Linked DNA regions of Homo sapiens: region 2 is linked to region 1. The links are chromatin loops, found by intact Hi-C in ENCODE. Cell type or tissue: heart right ventricle. All regions are shown on one strand. Links, peaks and the distances in the headings refer to the core of each region. The heading gives the core; the rest is flanking DNA. Region 1 overlaps TGFA (transforming growth factor alpha). Region 2 has its middle 70 kb from the start of TGFA-IT1.

Region 1 (5,000 bases), core at 1-5,000:
AGATCATAGTGACAAGTATCAAAATGAGTGGTAACCCCCAACTGGCCCAGTGTCCAGGTTCTCTCAAATGATACCCAGTGCGTAAGTGTTGCTAGAGTATCAGTACTTTCTAGTGTTTGGGCAGGTCACCAGAGGTCTATCTGTAGGAGGGGCAGAAGGTGAAGCTTGGGGCAAGTGCATTCTAGAAAGGGGGTTGGGGCAATTCTGAGAATGGCATGGTGAAGTTACTAAGCTATCCTCTTTTTCCTCCCTATATGTTCATATCTGAGTCCTTTGTGGATGGGAGGTAATTAAAAAGTGAAAGTACTGCTTTATGGAAACCCTAGTAGACCCTGGACTCCAGATGCACTGTTTTGAGGTGGACACACTTACACCTTTCCACTTCCAGCCCCAACAAAGCACGACACAGAGTGGGACAGGCATTTTCTTCTGTGTCATCATGGACCACCAAGTGGCTTAGGCACCTTAAGGGTCCAAGCGCATCAAGGATAACAGTAGCAAGGGGGACTGGTGGGGCTGCAGGAGCAGTGGTACCCAGTGGGACTGGCAGTGTCGCCTCCAGTGGGTTTGGAGGGAAAGGCCTGAAGGAGGAGAAGAGACCAGGGACACGGTGTGGTTGGCTACAGAATTTATGAATAGGTAAGAAACCCGCCCCCTCCCACTGGAACCTCTCTGAAATAACTATGGAGACACAGCAGGAGGCTAGTGCAGTAACAGATGGGAGCAGAAGTTACTGAAACACACTCTGTGCTAACCAGGGAGTTGTGGGACTGGTGCACTCACACACTGCTGGGAGAAATCAGCACCATTCACTCGGAAAGCTATCTGGCAGTTTGTACCAAGGGTCATAAATCTGTATTTATTCCTGTTTCCGGAGACACATGCTGAGGAAAGAATCCAAAAGGTGGAAAAAGCTTCTAGGCATGAAGAGGTAGCATCATAACTTAAGAAACTAGAGCCACCGTAAATATCCAATGGGAAATGTTTCATTAAATCACCCATGTTCACTTTAATGAGACAGCATGACATTTTAAGAGAAGAGATTTCAAGACTTTCCAGCAACATGGAACAATGCACAGCCCCAACATTTGAGCTTAAAAAGCAGGAATCCACATTGTTTCCTCACCAGGACTACTCGTATAAAAATATTAACACACATGGAGAAAGGGCAAAAGCAACATGCAAATCAAACAGAGGTTGCTCCCCTGCAGTGCTGTGGCCACTGATGGTTTGCCTCCTACATGTCCCAAGCTCTCCACTATTTTGATTTAGAATCTTTAAAATAATAATAAAAAAAAATACCGATTTTTTTTTTTTTTTTACTATAAGTATTAAAACGTAAACCAGAAAATAACTAAACAAAGGTCACCGATGAGGGTTCAGAAATCTGGGTTCTACTTCAGGTGGACTATTACGAGAGTGGGGAAAACAGCTGGCCCCAAGCTCTGGGGTCCTGCAGGCCCTGTTTTGGCACACTTGCCCACAGGAATTGTCTGAACAGCTGAAGAGAGACACGTAGGGGAGGCCCCTGAGGGGGCCAGGAACAGCCCCCCCTTGGGCCTGCAGTTAAGACCTTCCAGTGAGCGCCTCCTCGCCCCTGAGGAGGGGGCAGAGAGGACTCCGGGACAGGCGTGTGCTCGGTGGGCAGGAGGCCAGGGAGGGAGCTCTTGAGGAGCCACACAGCAGCAGGCCCGCTCCCTTCCCACACACGATCCACACACCCACGGCAGCTGCACTCACCACTCAGCGGGGACGTGCTGTTCTCCAAGGCCTGGCACGCAGCCAACACAATACCTGTTGGGTGGAGGAGAAGAGGGAAAAGGTCAGAGTCTGCTTGGCAAATGATGTCCTCAGACGCTTAGAGGGCAGGCCCTTTGACAGGCAAAGGTTCGGTAGTTTCACAGAGTGGCCGGTAGACAGGCTCAGCTACATAATTTGTGGATATCAGTGCAAAATGAGCACATGGGACCCCTTGTTGAAAAAGTAAGAAGAAAATGCCCATGAAAAGCACTGAAATCCAGAGCCTTCCACTTCTTCCCAGTCTCTCTCTCCATCTGTCAGGGTGGTTTTGGCCTTTGTTTTTTCTTAACACCTTATAAATATATATTTTTTTATGGTGGGAAAATATACGTAACATAAAATTTACCATTTCAACCATTTTAATTGTACATTTCAGTGACATTAAGTACCTTCACCCTGTTGTTCATGTCATCATGTTTGTTTGCTATTTATGTCATTGCTGTCCTTTGGGTATGAGGATACCCACAGGTTGAGTGCAGCCTCTCACAGGTATACCCCAGGGACAGAGTGTGTAAGGGAGCAAAGGACCCACTCCCTCTGGGGTTTCCTTCCAGCTGGCAGCCGGGCCAATGTGCTGTGACCCAGCTGGGGGTTGAGGGGTCTAGTCAGGTATCTCTTATTCCCAGGAAGTGGCTGTCCCAACCCAAGATGGATGGGTGACCCCTTAAGGATATTGCCTCCTCCCTGCCAGGATGTACTAGGTACCTGGATCAGGGGGAGTCAAGCAGCTCACCCCTCTCTAGTTGCCCACTGAAGATGCCATGGAGCTGCCAGTCCAGAATGGGGACAGCTGCCACCATGCCGTACCCTGAGATGCCATGTACTTAACCCCAGGCCCTGCCAGGGATAGATCATGGCAGGAGCAAGAAAACCTAGGGGAGGCAGGGAGATATTAATAAGCAGGACCACGGGAACAAAGCCTCTAAGCCCCCAGTGCATACTGTATTGTCCCACTGGACTTCACCTACAAGACGCAAATTTAAAGATAAAACTACAAGATTTTTAAGACTGCAACTGCAGAGTGTTAAACCTCAAGCTCAGGGCCCTTGTGAGCATGGGGTCCTGTGTGACCTATACAGGTTGCATGCCCATAAAACCAGCCCTGCCAACAGATGACCTTTATGTGCCTTCAGATTACAGTACTCGAGGTTTCTGGAAATGGTAGCAACCTTCCAATGAAGAAGGAACCTCTTCTGAGTTATGCAATCAGCATGAGCCACATTAGAATGACTTCCCAAAACTGAAACGCAAAAAGATGCCACAGTTGCTGTGCCGAGGGGCTGGGCCTCTGACAGGTTAGCTCAGAAAGCAAATGAATCAAGTTAGCACAGGAAACAAGCAAAGTTCTGTCTGTTACAGGATCGATGCAGCCCCCTACTCTGCAGGCTGTGAGGGTTCCTTGCCCCTTTTCACTTAGGGTGTAGACACAGAAGTCCTGACTCTCAAAGAACAAAACACACTTGGAATAGATAAAGCAATCATGCTCCCGATGTTCCTTCCAACCTCTGAAATGAGAAACATAAGAACTTCAGACTGCTTTTACTGGAGGTCTGGCATGGACCTCCGAAAGACTTTTACAGAATCCTAAGCCAGATGTTTGGGCTGGAGTTGGAGGCAGGGCAGGGGGACAGGGAGAGAAAATCAGTAAAATCATGCATGTCTTCCCTGTGCAATTCTTTCTTGCTGTCCAATTGATGCTAATTTTGGAAGCAAGGCTCCCAGGGCCCCTCTGTCACCCACACACCAGTGTTAAAACAAGGCATCCCCATCCAAGCCGGGAAAAGTCAGCAGTTGCCCCCTTGAAGCTGGGGAACAGTCATGTTCTGACTTCGCTGGCACTGCCACAAACCATCCTTGGCTAAAGTCAGCCAGTGACTCATAATAGTGTTCAAGGATGACACCGGGGATGCTTTGCATACTCTGAGGGGAAGCGTGACTTGCCTGTCACAAACTGCCCCGAACTAAAGAATTATCTTCATGCCCTGTTCCTGCTCCCTATCCTGTCAGTCAGGGTGAACCCAGTCAGCATGGTTCCTGGGCTCCATGTTGGCCTCTGTTTAAGCAAAACCCAGACAAGAAAGCAAACACTGTACAGCTGAATCCAGGACAAGACACTGATGAGCACCACTGCTCCAGGAAGATGAGGGTGTGCAATGGGGGCCTGCTCCCCAGCCTTGGGGCAAATTACTTCACCTTCTGTTCCTCACCTGTGAGCTCGCAGCTGCTAAACTCACAGAGGTGTTTTGGGAATGAATTAAAGTTTGCAAAACCACGATGTTCCACAGATGAAAGACACTGGCTTTTTATTCATAATTTGAGCAACACAAGAAGAATAGGTCCTTTCTATACCCTCACGGAAAACAACTTCTTGGTGCCCTGGGCTTCACTCTGCAATCTTGATCCATGCCTAGCATCAGCTGAGGCCCTGTGATGAGCGGCAAGGCCTCTGCTTTGTCTTCATCATGTGGTGAACCTAAGAGGACCCTGGAGCAGGAGGACAGGGCTCAGGTCTCTCACTTTGCAGGTGGATGTGTACCACTTTTTGGGCATGACCTAGTCCCAGGCCCAGTGCTAATGTTCTGCATGTGTTCTCTTACTTAGTCCTTATAACAACTCATGACATAGGTGCCTCCCAACCTTCTGGTCCAGCTGGTAGAAATGCCCAGTCATAGAGATGAAGAAACTGAGGCTTAGAGAGGTTAAGAAATTTGCCCAAGCTCCTGCAGCCACATTCAAACTCAAGTGTCTCCAACTCCCATGCACAAGACAGTGTCTAATTACCAGACCACACCACAGTCCTTCTCACCATGGCCAGTTGTGACACAGGTGTGTATTCAGCAGTCACAAACCCCAAGTTAGTCCAAACAACAGACTCTGCAGGCCCAGCGGCTGAGCCTTGATCCGTCTCTCCCTGAGAGTCATGCATTGCCTCTTGGGGATTCTCCCACTGCCTCCAGTCTCCCTGCCATGAACAAGGTCTAATGAGGGGCAAAGGTATGAGCACCCAGGCTCACCAGCTGCCCAGCCCTCTGGCCACACGACTGTGCTTAGAAAGCCAGGCTGTGTGAGGACCTTCCAGAAACATGTGGCCTTGGCAGGCTCCAAGGGTCACTCCAAACAAAGGAAGGATGGGGAGAGGACAGCCACAGGCACCGCAGCCACATGCAGTGGCTCAGGGAGACACACAGTGCACAGGCCTG
Region 2 (12,718 bases), core at 4,301-9,300, 100 kb before region 1:
GGCATAAAACCCCTCGTGGCCTCTGGAATGTGTCCAGACTCGCTGGCGCCTTGCTTCTTGCTCTCCCAGGATCAAAAATTGATTGTACCTTGAGTTAGAAGAACCTGTTCTCCATTATCTCAAGTAGCAGAGCATATGCTAAACTGTCACATCTACGCTTGATGCACCATTATCTTGCTACTCCCACATCCTCACATCCTCACCACCTGCTTCTTTGATCACCAATAAATAGTGTGGGTTCCCAGAATTCGGAGGCTTCACAGCCTCCATACTAGCATTGGTCCCCTGGACCCACCCTATGTACTTTTAACTTGTCTTGTGTCACATAAACTTGAAAACCTAGAAGAGATGGATAAATTCCTGGAAAAATACAACCCTCTTAGCTTAAATCAGCAAGAATTAGATACAATAAATAGATCAATAACAAGCAGCAAGATTAAAATGGTAATTAAAAAATTACCAACAAAAAAGTCCAGGATCAGATGGAGTCACAGCAGAATTCTACCAGACATTCAGAGAAGAATTGATACCAATTATTTGACACTATTCCACAAGATAGAGAAAGAGGGAACCCTCCCTAATTCATTCTATGAATCCAGCATCACCCTAATACCAAAACTAGGAAAGGACATAACCAAAAAAGAAAACTACGGACTGATACCCTTGATGAATATAGATGCTACAATCCTTAACAAAATACCATCTAACCAAATCCAACAATATATCAAAAAGATAATCCACCATGATCAAGTGGGTTTCATACCAGGGATGACTAACATATGTAAGTCATTAAATGTGATATACCACATAAACAGCATTAAAAACAAAAATCACATGATCTCAATAGATGCAGAAAAAGCATTTGACAAAATCCAGCATCCCTTTGTTATTAAAACTCTCAGCAAAATCAGCATACAAAGGCCATACATCAATGTAATAAAAGCCATCTATGACAAACCCACAGCCAACATAATACTGAACGGGGAAAAGTTGAAAGCATTCCCTCTGAGAACTGGAACAAGACAAGGATGCCCACTGTCACCACTCCTCTTCAACATAGTATTGGAAGTGCTAGCCAGGGTAATCAGACAAGAGAAAGAAATAAAGGCCATCCAAATTGGTAAAGAGGAAGTCAAACTGTCACTGTCTGCTGATGATATGATTGTTTACCTCGAAAACCCTAAGGACTCCTCCAGAAAGTTCCTAGAACTGATAGAAGAATTCAGCAAAGCTTCTGGATACAAGACTAATGCACACAAATCAGTAGCTCCCCTATACACCAACAGTGACCAAGCAGAGAATCAAATTAAGACCTCAACCCTGGCTGGGTATGGTGGCTCATGCCTGTAATCCCAGCACTTTGGGAGGCTGAGGCAGGTGGATCACGAGGTCAGGAGATCGAGACCATCCTGGCCAACATGGTGAAGCCTCGTCTCTACTAAAAATACAAAAATTAGCTGGGCGCGTGGTGGTGCATGCCTGTAGTCCCAGCTACTCAGGAGGCTGAAGCAGGAGAATAGCTTGAATCCGGGAGGCGGAGGTTGCAGTGAGCCGAGATCGCACCACTGTGCTCTAGCCTGGGCGACAAAGCGAGACTCCGTCTCAAAAAACAAAAACAAAACAAAAAAACAACAAAAAACAAACAACAACAACAACGAAACTCAACCCCTTTTAAAATAGCTGCAAAAAACAATAATACTTAGGAATATACCTAACCAAAGAGGCAAAAGACCTCTACAAGGAAAACTACAAAACACTGATGAAAGAAATCACAGATGCACAAACAAATGGAAACACATCCCATGCTCATGGATGGATAGAATCAATATTGTGAAAATGACCATACTGCCAAAAGTAATCTATAAATTCAACACAATCTTCATCAAAATACCACCATCATTCTTCACAGAATTAGAAAAAACAATTCTAAAATTCATATGGAACCAAAAAAGAGCCCGCATAGCCAAAGCAAGACTAAGCAAAAAGAACAAATCTGGAGGCATCACACTACCTGATTTCAAACTATAAGGCCATACTCACCAAAACAGCATGGTACTGATATAAAAATAGGCACAAAGACCAATGGGACAGAATAGAGAACCCAGAAATAAACCCAAATACTTACAGCCAACTGATCTTCGACAAAGCAAACAAAAACAAAGTGGGGAAAAGACATCCTTTTCAACAAATGGTGCTGGGATAATTGGCTAGCTACACATAGAAGAATGAAACTGGATCCTCATCTCTCACCTCATACAAAAATCAACTCAAGACGGATTAAGAACTTAAATCTAAGACTTGAAACTAAAAATTCTAGAAGATAACATTGGAAAAACCCTTCTAGACATTGGCTTAGGCAAGGATTTCATGACCAAGAACCCAAAAGCAAATGCAATAAAAACAAAGACAGGCCGGGCACGGTGGCTCATGCCTGTAATCCCAGCACTTTGGGAGGCCAAGGCGGGTGGATCACCTGAGGTAGGGAGTTCGAGACCAGCCTGGCCAACATGGGGAAACCCCGTCTCTACTGATAATAAAAATATCAGCTGGGCGTGGTCGCAGGCTCCTGTAATCCCAGCTACTTGGGAGGCTGAGTAACGAGAATCGCTTGAACCCGGGAGGCGGACGTTGTAGTGAGCCAAGATCGCGCCACTGCACTCCTGCCTGGGCAACAAGAGCGAGACTCCCTCTCACAAAAAAGAAAAAAAAAAAAGACAAATAGATGGGACTTAATTAAACTAAAGAGATTTAGTTAAACTAAACTAAATGAACAGTCAGCAGAGTGAACAGACAACACACAGAATGGGAGAAAATCTTCACAATCTATACATCCGACAAAGGACTAATATCCAGACTCTACAAGGAACTCAAATCAGCAAGAAAAAAAAATCCCCCCAGAAAGTGGGCTAAGGACATGAATGGACAATTCTCAAAAGAAGATATACAAATGGTCCACAAACATATAAAAAAATGCTCAACATCACTAATAATCAGGAACATGCAAATCAAAACCACAATGCAACACCACCTTGCTCCTGCAAGAATGGCCATAATCAAAAAATAAAAAAATCAGTAGATGTTGGCAAGGATGTGGTAATCAGGGAACACTTCTTCACTGCTGGTAGGAATGCAAACTAGTACAGCCACTACGGAAAACAGTGTGGAGATTCCTTAAAGAGCTAAAAGTGGAACTACCATTTGATCCAGCAATCCTACTACTGGGTATCTACCCAGAGGACAAGAAGTCATTATTTGAAAAAGATACTTGCACACGCATGTTTATAGCAGCGCAATTCACAACTGCAAAATCGTGGAACCAACCCAAATGCCCATCAATGAGTGGATAAAGAAACTGTGGTATATATATATATACAATGGAATACTACTTAGCCATAAAAAGGAATGAATCAACAGCATTCACAGCAACTTGGATGAAATTGGAGACTATTATTCTAAGTACAGTAACTCAGGAATGGAAAACCAAACATCGTATGTTCTCACTGATATGTGGGAGCTAAGCTATGAGGATGCAAAGGCATAAGAATGATACAATGGACTTTGGGGACTTGGGGGAAGGGTAGGGGGGAGGAATAAAACATTATAAATAGGGTGCAGGGTATACTGCTTGGGTGATGGGTGCACCAAAGTCTCACAAATCACCACTATTGAACTTATTCATATAACTAACCACCACCTGTATCCTAATAACCTATGGGAAAATAAAAAAAAAAGGACAAATGGACACCCCATGTTCATGAATTGAAAGACTTATTAAAATATCCATTCTATCCAAAGCAATCTACAGATTCAATGCAATCCCTATAAAAGTCTCAATGGCATTTTTTACATAAATAGAAAAAAAAGTTAAAATTTATATAAAACTACAAAATACCCCAAATAGCCAAAACACACTTGAGAAAGAAGAACAAAGCTGGAGGCATCACACTTCCTGATTTCAGAATACTACAACAATTTAAAACAGTCTAGTACTGGACAAGGATAGACATATAGAACAATGGAGCAGAATAAAGAGCGCAGAAATTAATCCACACACGCATGGTCAACTGATCCTCAACAAAGGTGCTAAAAATACAGAATGGGGAAAGGATAGTCTTTTTCATAAATGGTGTTGGGAAAACTGGGTATCAACATGCAATAAAAAAATTTGATTTTTATCTTACACCACACACAAAAATCAACTCAAAATAGATGAAAGACTTAAATGTAAGACCTGAACTATAAAACTCCTATAAGAAAACATAGGAGAAATCTTCATGCATTGGTCTGGGTCATGATTTTCTGGATATATCCCCAAAAGCACAGGCAACAAAGGCAAAAATAGAACAATGAGACTGCATCAAACTAAAAAGCTTCTGCACATCAAAAGAAGTAATTAATAGAGTGAAAAGGCAGCCTATAGAATGGGAGAAAATGTTTGTAAACCATATATCAAATAAGGGGTTAATTTCCAAAATATATAAGGAAAACAGCTAATAACCAATTTAAAAATGGGCCAAATACTTGAACAGACATTTCTCCAAAGACAACACACAAATGGCCAATAGCTATATGAAAAGATGCTGAACGTCACTAGTTATCAGGGAAACAAATCAAAACCACACTGTTAGGATGGCTATTATGAAAAAGACAAAAGATAACAAGTGTTGGAAAATACATGGAGAAATTGGAGTACTTGACACTGTTGGTGGGAATGCAAAACGTTACAGCCTCTATGGAAAGCAGTATGAAGACTCTCCCTAAAATTAAAAATAGAACCACCATATGATTCAGCAGTCCCATTTCTGGATATATATACACACAAAGGAATTCAAATTAGGATCTCAAAAATGTATTTGCACTCCCAACTTCACTGCAGCATTATTCACAATAACCAAGATGTGGAAACAACCTAAATGCCCAATGTTGAATGAATAGAAAGGAAATATGGTTTATAGATACAATGGAATATTATTCAGCTTTAAAAAAGAAGGAAATCTTTCAATTTTCAACAATGCAGAAGAACCTGGAGAACATTATGCTAAGTGAAATAAGCCAGGCACATACAGACAAATAGTGCATGATCTTACATATATATATGGAATCTAAAATAGTCATGTTTATAGAATCAGAATTGTGGTTATCAGGAGGAAATGAGGAGTTGCTAATTGCAACAGGTATAGTCTTAATTACACAAGCTAAATAAGTTCTAGAGATCTGTACAACACTGTTCCTATAGTTAACAATACTGTATTGTACTCTTAAACATTTAACACAGTAATCTGTTAAGTGCTCTTACAATTACATATATGTGTGTATATATATATATATAATGTGTGTGTGTATTTGGCTAGTACTTAGTGCCACTAACCCTGAGATGGAGGTTAGTGGTACTAAGTCCTAGCCAAATACTTTCTCATGGTAACTAACAAATAACAACTAGGGTTGATGAAGGATCTTGGAGTTCAGCTAGCTGAGTGCCGACTAAAGTACCTGAGGATACCTCTTCTGAGGAAGAGATAATTTAGGAAGGACATACAAGCTGTCTTTAAGTGTTAGGAAGCATTATGTCAAACAGGGATTAGTTTCATTCATTATCACTCTAAAGCTCTACTCTCCACTTTTAAAAAATTGTTCACCCATAACAGTAAAATATTTTCAGTACTCTTCCGGCAAGTATATATTTATTTACAAGTTATATGCACATTAATTGTTAGCAGAGTTGAAGTTCTTTTTTGTTTTTAAGATGGAAAATAAGCCGTCTTTGTATTTTCCCCCCACTCTGGAGGGTGACTTGTGCTGCCCCTGGAATGTGCACACCCTGATATGGAGACCACGGTTTTGTGGGGACAGCTAGTACCAGCAGGAGAATTTCAAGAAAGTTGATTCTGGCCTTACTGGATTGTCATATCTATAGCCCTCTCCTATGGTAGAGCCCCAGGAATTAATTTTTCCAAGAGCAGTTATTTCTGGGGTTGTGCGATCCCGACACCTGATTAGACCAAGGTTGGTGCCCAGGCCAAAGCAAGCATGGACATAAAGGAAGAACATAAAAGAAGCTGTTGCATATCAGGTGGCATGTGAGTTGGGCCCTTCAGGAAGCAGATGCCAAGATGGAATTAAAAGAGCAACAGATGTACTGGAGGGAAATGTTTGGGAAGGATACAGGGGACAGGAAGCAGGAGTAGACAGAAAGATCCTGTAGACCATGAAGCTCGTCTGACACCAGAGAAAGGAGAGAGGGAAAGGAGGATTGTGTAGGAAGAGCCTCAGGCTGCAGGGCATCTGAGAAAAATCTCAGCTGGATGGGTGGGGAGTCTTCAGATGAGGTTGCCTGCTGGAAGAGTCCTTTGTCAGGAAACAGTGCCCTATCTCTGCTTCCCTTGCTGTGTTCAGTGACTGACTGGGAGTAGCCCATTCGGTGTGGGGCTTGTGAAGGCTGTGGTGGATCCTGAGGTGCAGCCGCTAGAGGCTGTCCACTGACTACACCCTCCCAGAAGGGAAGCTTGGAAAGAGCATTTCCACGGGGTTCTGAATTGCATGCTGACAAATTGACCCAACCAGATTTGCTCCCTTGTGAAGAACAAATGCCTGCTGCTAAGGATAGACGACTCACCCGGTCCTTGGGAATGCTTATAGGACCTCAATGACACTTGGCTCTTGTTTCAGTTCCCTGTGAGTGACCCCTGCAATCCAGGCAGAGTCCTGTCTTGGAATTCCTGCCTCCTCCCTTCTGCATGTGACCTTACCCTACTCCCTCATCATCTAGGTTCATGAGCGCATGCCTTCCCAGGACCCAGAAGAGCCTCCCTGAAACATTGTTACCTCTAAGGAAGAACTTTCTAATGCTAACAGCCACACAACAGTGGAATGTGCTAGCCCCTTAGGAAGTACAGATTGTCCTATCACTGCACTTGCTTTTGCTCAGGTGGCATAGTTTCCTGAAAATTTGACGTTAACTGGAAATTTGGACTAGACCAATGCTTCTCAAAGAGCGTGCCACCTGCATCAGAATCAGATATGTGTGGGAAGTGGGGTGGTGAGTGGGGAGGAGTGGTTAAAATGCAGATCTCTGGACCTTACCCAGACCTCTCAATCAGCATATCTTGGGAAAAGATTCAGGTATCAGCAAACTTATGTTGAAGCTGGCCGGAGAAAACATACTATGAGGTCCCTCCCTACTCTGAGAGTCTACGATTCAACTTCTAAAGCTGTTTATTAACTGGGACTGGCTGGAAGCCCTTGGAAAAGTTAGTTAACCTTTGGGCCTCAGTTTTGTCACCTTTGAAACAGAAGTTCAATTATAGTCTCTCTAACTCTGGAGTCCATGCCTCTTATCTATCTTCTCTCTCTTGATTTGAAGTTTGCTTGTGTCTGGGTACAAGTGAGCATGTGAAAAAAAAATTTTTTTTTGCAATGAAATAAAATAGTAAGTACTCAATAAATTTTTGTTGACTGATACCTTGGTTTAGGCTTAGTCAAAGGAGACCATTCAAAACATGAGGAAAGCCACATCTTAAAAGCTAGGAGCTTCCCAAACCTTGGCTCACTTCAGAGTCTAACATGAAAGCCGTTATTTAAGTTGTGCTTCTGAAGTGGGCTGAAGGCCAAGGCAGTGGCTTACACATCACAGGACTGCTGCAGGCCAATAAATGCTCTGCTAGCGATGCTCATTGCTTGAAAGAGGTTTCCCCTGTGTGGCTTTATCAAAGGCCACAGGCCGGCAGCCGGACACGCAGAACTGTTCCTGTGTGGATACAGAGGCTCTCTGTCAGGCTGCCCCTTGCAGGAACCACAGGGTTGGTTTTCATCCTCTCTGTAGGGAGGAGGATGGAGGAGGAGGTGGGGAGAAGGACACCTGTGGGGTTTATCCAGATCCCAGAAGTAGCAGGCAAGACATGCAATCACATCTAGGGATACAGAAGCCTCAGACTGGTGGCTTTGGTTGCAGTGTCTCCATCTACTTTTTTTCTTTTTTTAAATAATTCAGATGGGGCCTTGCTATGTTGCCCAGGCTGGTCACAAACTCCTAGGCTCAAGCAATCCTCCCTCCTTAGTCTCCCAAAGTGCTGGGATTACAGGCATGAGCCACTGCACCTGGCCACCATCTACTTTGGTTTTAGGAGAACACTTAGGAAAAAGGAGTGCTGTATTTCTGAGTCAAGGACATTGGGTGCTGCTGGTAATCATATAGGTGCCCCTGCCTGCATGGGGCCTGTATGGCTCCTGTCAGCTAAAAGTAGTTATTATTTGGGTCAGGTTGCCTGTGCTGGGGGAGCCTGGGCTCTCTCATCAGAGTCCTCTCCCCTCCTTTTCGGGAGAATCTGTCTTCAGAAACATCTGGGTGAGCCATTTCTGCTGACAGTCATCCCCATGTCTATGACCTTGTGAGATACCCAATGACTCTCATCTTTTGGTCCCCAGGCTCTGATCTAACACAAGCCTTGTCCAGCCTCATCTTGAGTTTTCAGGTAAGACCCCTTGGTTTAGTCCCTTACTTGTTCTTCCCTAATTCTCCTGCCTATAGAGATAAACCTCCGAGATTCCCCAGAGAGCTGAGGACTGGATGACATTCCCAGTGTTTTTTACTACACATGTTCCCCCGAGGGAAGAGGATTTGCAGGAATTCAAACCCACTGTGTGTGAAGCACCCCCTATGTGTCTTACATGAATGCTCTCTAAGGTGGGCTGTGAGATCCCCAAGGATGACCCACTGGGGAGCAGGAAGAACATGCCAGTACTCCTACTCATATTTATTTTCCAATCCAAGATACAAGAAAGAGATGAAGTTTACTCACATTTAATGGAAGCTAGCACCTTCATGCCTGGCATGTAAGGTATCTTGAGGGCAGAATGAGGGTTTCAATCACACAGAAGGCTAACAGTGGCATTCTTGGGCTTTTGTTTATTTTTTTAGCATACTGAGACAAACTGCAATGAACATTAGATTTATAAATTCTAAAATAATGCTCACAAGTGGACAAGCGGCTTATAAAGAAGGCATGGATTGAAAATCCTACTAAAACATAAATCCAAGCAAATCTCATGAACACACAGAGAAAAAGTAGGGGACATTTCTATTCCCACAGTGAGCTGTGTCAGGCTCATTGTGTTACAAAGTAAAAACAATGACAATCTGATCAGATCCGAGAAGTTGAAGAAAGCTGGTAAGGAAGGCAATTTGGAATATGGATTTACATCCACAATCTTTAAGGTGAGCCTCCCTCTAAGTTTATATCATGCTTCAAGAGATTAGCAAATGGTGATATAAAACCATCACACTGGCTGGGCGTGATGGCTCATGCCCATAATCCTCACACTTTGGGAGGCTGAGGCAGGCGAATCACGAGGTCAGGAGTTTGAGACCGGTCTGGCCAACATAGTGAAACCCTGTCTCTACTAAAAGTACAAAAAATTAGCCAGGTGTGGTGGTGTGCACCTGTAATCCTAGCTACTCGGGAGGCTGAGGCAAGAGAATCGTGTGAACCCAGGAGGTGGAGGTTGCGGTGAGCCGAGATAGTGCCATTACACTCCAGCCCAGGCAACAGTGCAAGACACTGTCTCAAAACAAACAAAAAAACAAAAACAAAAAACCCCCATCACACTTAGCAGCGTGTTTAAAAACTAAGCACCCAACACATGAAGACATGTCTCTACAGTTTTTCAGCAATATTTAAAGTCAGGAAAAAAAAATCTTGTTAGAAAATTTTACTAAACACAGATGGTTCCATGGTGAGCACTCTGGACTCTGAATGCAGAAAATTTTATTAAACATAATAATATATGTTTAAAGTGTCTTTTTTTTTTGGAGACAGGATCTCTCTTACCCCCCAGGCTAGACTGCACTAGTGCGATCATAGCTCACTGACTGCAGCCTGCCTTGCCTTCCCAGGCCCAACGAATCCTCCCACCTCAGCCTCCTGAGAAGCATGGAATACAGGCACATGTCACTATGAGTGGCTAATTTTTAGGTTTTTTTTTTCTTTTCTTTTTTTTTTTTTTTGTAGAGATGGGGGTCTCATTATGTTGCCCAGACTGGTCTTGAACTCCTGAGCTCAAGTGATCCTCCCTGTGTGTCCTCCCAAAATGTTCGGATTACAGGTGTGAGCCACTGCTCCCAGCTTAAAGTCTCTTTTGAGGTTTCTTATGCAATAGCAAAAGGCAAAAAGTTGTACACTACTAGAGGAATACTTTCTGACACTGGAAAATATTCTGAGTTCCTGGCTGAAATACATAGAACACACTATGGCAAAAAACTATGATGCATTCATTTGTTAGAAAAACAACATTGGAAACTGTTGAATGATGCTTAGAAAACATTGCTTAAAATTTGGAGCAAGAAGCATTAAAATGGATTGCTCAGCGTGAGAGGTGTTTTATATTATACTGTTGGATGGAAGTATAGATGTATCAGCTTATGGTCATTCTAAGATTCTATTTCAATAAAGAAATACCACAAAAATTCCTTTTTTTTTTTTTTAAATAATACAGAAAGTCACACGAGCTCATTGCATCCACCCTAGGTAATGAGAAAAAGCTGGCTAAAGATAAGTCATTAAATGTTTTTCAGCTCATTAGAGAGCTGAGGTCTCAAATCAACCGGGTTTACTAAATTCCAGGGGGTGAGAAGCCCCTGAGATAAGATAGAGCACAGAACTATCAGCACTTTGCCAAAAAAACATGTAAGAAAAAATTTTAATGAATTCTTAAGGGCCAAGTGTGCCTCTAGTATCTCCATTTAGAATCTCTAGAAACCCCAGACCCAAGAGGAACCCATGCTAACTTGCCAGCCCTTTTGTATGAGCCGCCACCAGGTACTCATGAAGATTAGGGGTGAGATAGGAAACCTGAGAGAGCTTTTCCCTCCATGGTGCACAGGCATGGACCCTACTTACTTTCCAGATACTACTTTCATATGAATCAAAAGCCATACACTTTAGAGGGAGACTGAAGGGAAGGAAACTCTCTCATCCCCTGTCCTAGGCTAAGAGCTACAATCTCTGGGCTAGGAGTAAAAGTAAAAGCTAACTGCTGCTGGGGGAGGAGAAGGAAACCTACTTGTGTTTGGGGGTGTTACAATGTATGTAGAGTAAAATGTATAACAACAATAGCACAGAGGACGAGAGTGAGGACGTGGAAGTGTGCTGTTGTAAGGTTTTGTCAGTGTACTTGAAGAGGTATTATATTGAAGGTAGACTGTGTATTATAAACACTAGAGCAATCACCAAAAAGTAGAACAAAGAGGTGTAATTATTAAGCCAGTAGTAGAGATAAATAATTATTAAAACACTCTGTTAATCCAAAAAAGGCGGGAAGAGAGAAAAAGAACAAAGAACAGATAGGACAAATTGTCAGGTGGTCGATTTAGTCCAACCATATTTATATCAAATGCAAATATCTAAATATTCCAAATAAAAAACAGAGGTGGTAAGATTGGAAAAAAAAGCAAGACTGATCGTATGCTGACTACAAAAAACCTACTTTAAATATAAAAACATACATGAAAAATGCCATGCAAGTAATAATAAAAGAGTGGCTATATGAGACAAAGTAGACTTCAGAACAAGGGGGACGTTACATATGTTAAAGGGGTCAATACATTAAGAAGACATAACAATCCTAAATATCTATGTACCCAATAAAAAGCTTCAAAAAACATAAAACAAATACTGATGGAATGAGAAGGACTAGACAAATACATAATTATAGCAGGAAACAAGAACCCAAAAGACATAATTTTTAATTACTAAAGGAAGATCATACAAAGGATATTTTTCAACAGTGAGTGGCTTTGTAATACACTTAATTTTAGAAAAAATTGTGTAATCATTAACCGAGTGTTTGCTTTGAACAACATACAAAAGAGGATTCAGAAGTAAGGTTATAGAGGTAACACCTTAGATGAAATTAATTCACTATATTATTAAAAAGCAAGCTTTCCAATAATGCTGTTGAAGCCATATGTACCCTAGGTGCTAGATCAGCAATTTGGTAATAATGAAAAAAAAGACTATAAAAATACAGTGGAATCTTAATATTCTGAATGAGATGGGTAGTGACTACAAGCATCTTTTATACCACATAGAGATTAGCTGATTATCTTGTGGCAGAATGCTTAAAAACAAGAAATTTCCTTTTATAAAGAGAAGGGCTATGAATATGCTGCCCATTTATCAGTGATGACAAGTGACCCTTAGAAGTGTGCTTTCTAAAAGCAATTTTTAAAACAATAAACACAGGTATTTTGTTCTTCTGAGGTAATGGTGATCCTCTAGCAATGAGGGAGAAAATAGTTGCTTTGCGATGACGGGAACTTGTGCTATGGAGACAGAATTGAGGATGAGTATTTGGTAATGTAGTCATATAATTTTATAGTAAAAAGTGCAGTGGGCCTCCTAAAAAAAATGCCCAGATCTGCCTTCTTAAAAAACTTAGGAACATGCTTTTCTCAGTATTTACAAATCTTTAAATGAAGAGTTTCAGTGAGTTTTGAACCTTGTTAATGTAAAAATGTGACACCTTCCAATTAGTTTGTGGAACAATTGGCGTCAGGAATATATAAATTCACCAGCTGCATTTCAACAAAAGCCTTTGTATAATTGGTGTCAGTTTGAACACTGAATATCACAATTCGCTTCTCCCATTTGGATGTACTGCAGGTGTCTTTGGGAAGTATCTTTTCCAGCAATAATAGCCAATCAATACAAGTATTGAAAAAAGC

The links. A loop is a pair of places that touch in the nucleus more often than their neighbours do. Peaks named below come from ENCODE experiments on the same cell type or tissue, not always from the same donor. Only the 100,000 strongest peaks of a DNase experiment are listed, where the experiment ranks them.
Region 2: a loop joins it to region 1, with 3 times the contacts of the local background. A loop is called at or near these places in 1 of 110 quality-filtered maps.

What each region holds. Positions count from the first base shown.
Region 1 is chr2:70,513,119-70,518,118 of GRCh38, forward strand. It overlaps TGFA (transforming growth factor alpha), which reads right to left. Exons shown (of 6, transcript NM_003236.4): 2 at 1,741-1,794. Among named protein-coding and RNA genes, the nearest start is that of TGFA-IT1, 34 kb to the left of the region's middle. RefSeq lists an enhancer at 1,156-1,658. In heart right ventricle, for the core only: no CTCF peak of the experiment used is centred there; a DNase peak (open chromatin) is centred at 3,073; H3K27me3 peaks cover 377 bases.
Region 2 is chr2:70,405,248-70,417,965 of GRCh38, forward strand. No RefSeq gene overlaps it. Among named protein-coding and RNA genes, the nearest start is that of TGFA-IT1, 70 kb to the right of the region's middle. In heart right ventricle, for the core only: no CTCF peak of the experiment used is centred there; no DNase peak of the experiment used is centred there.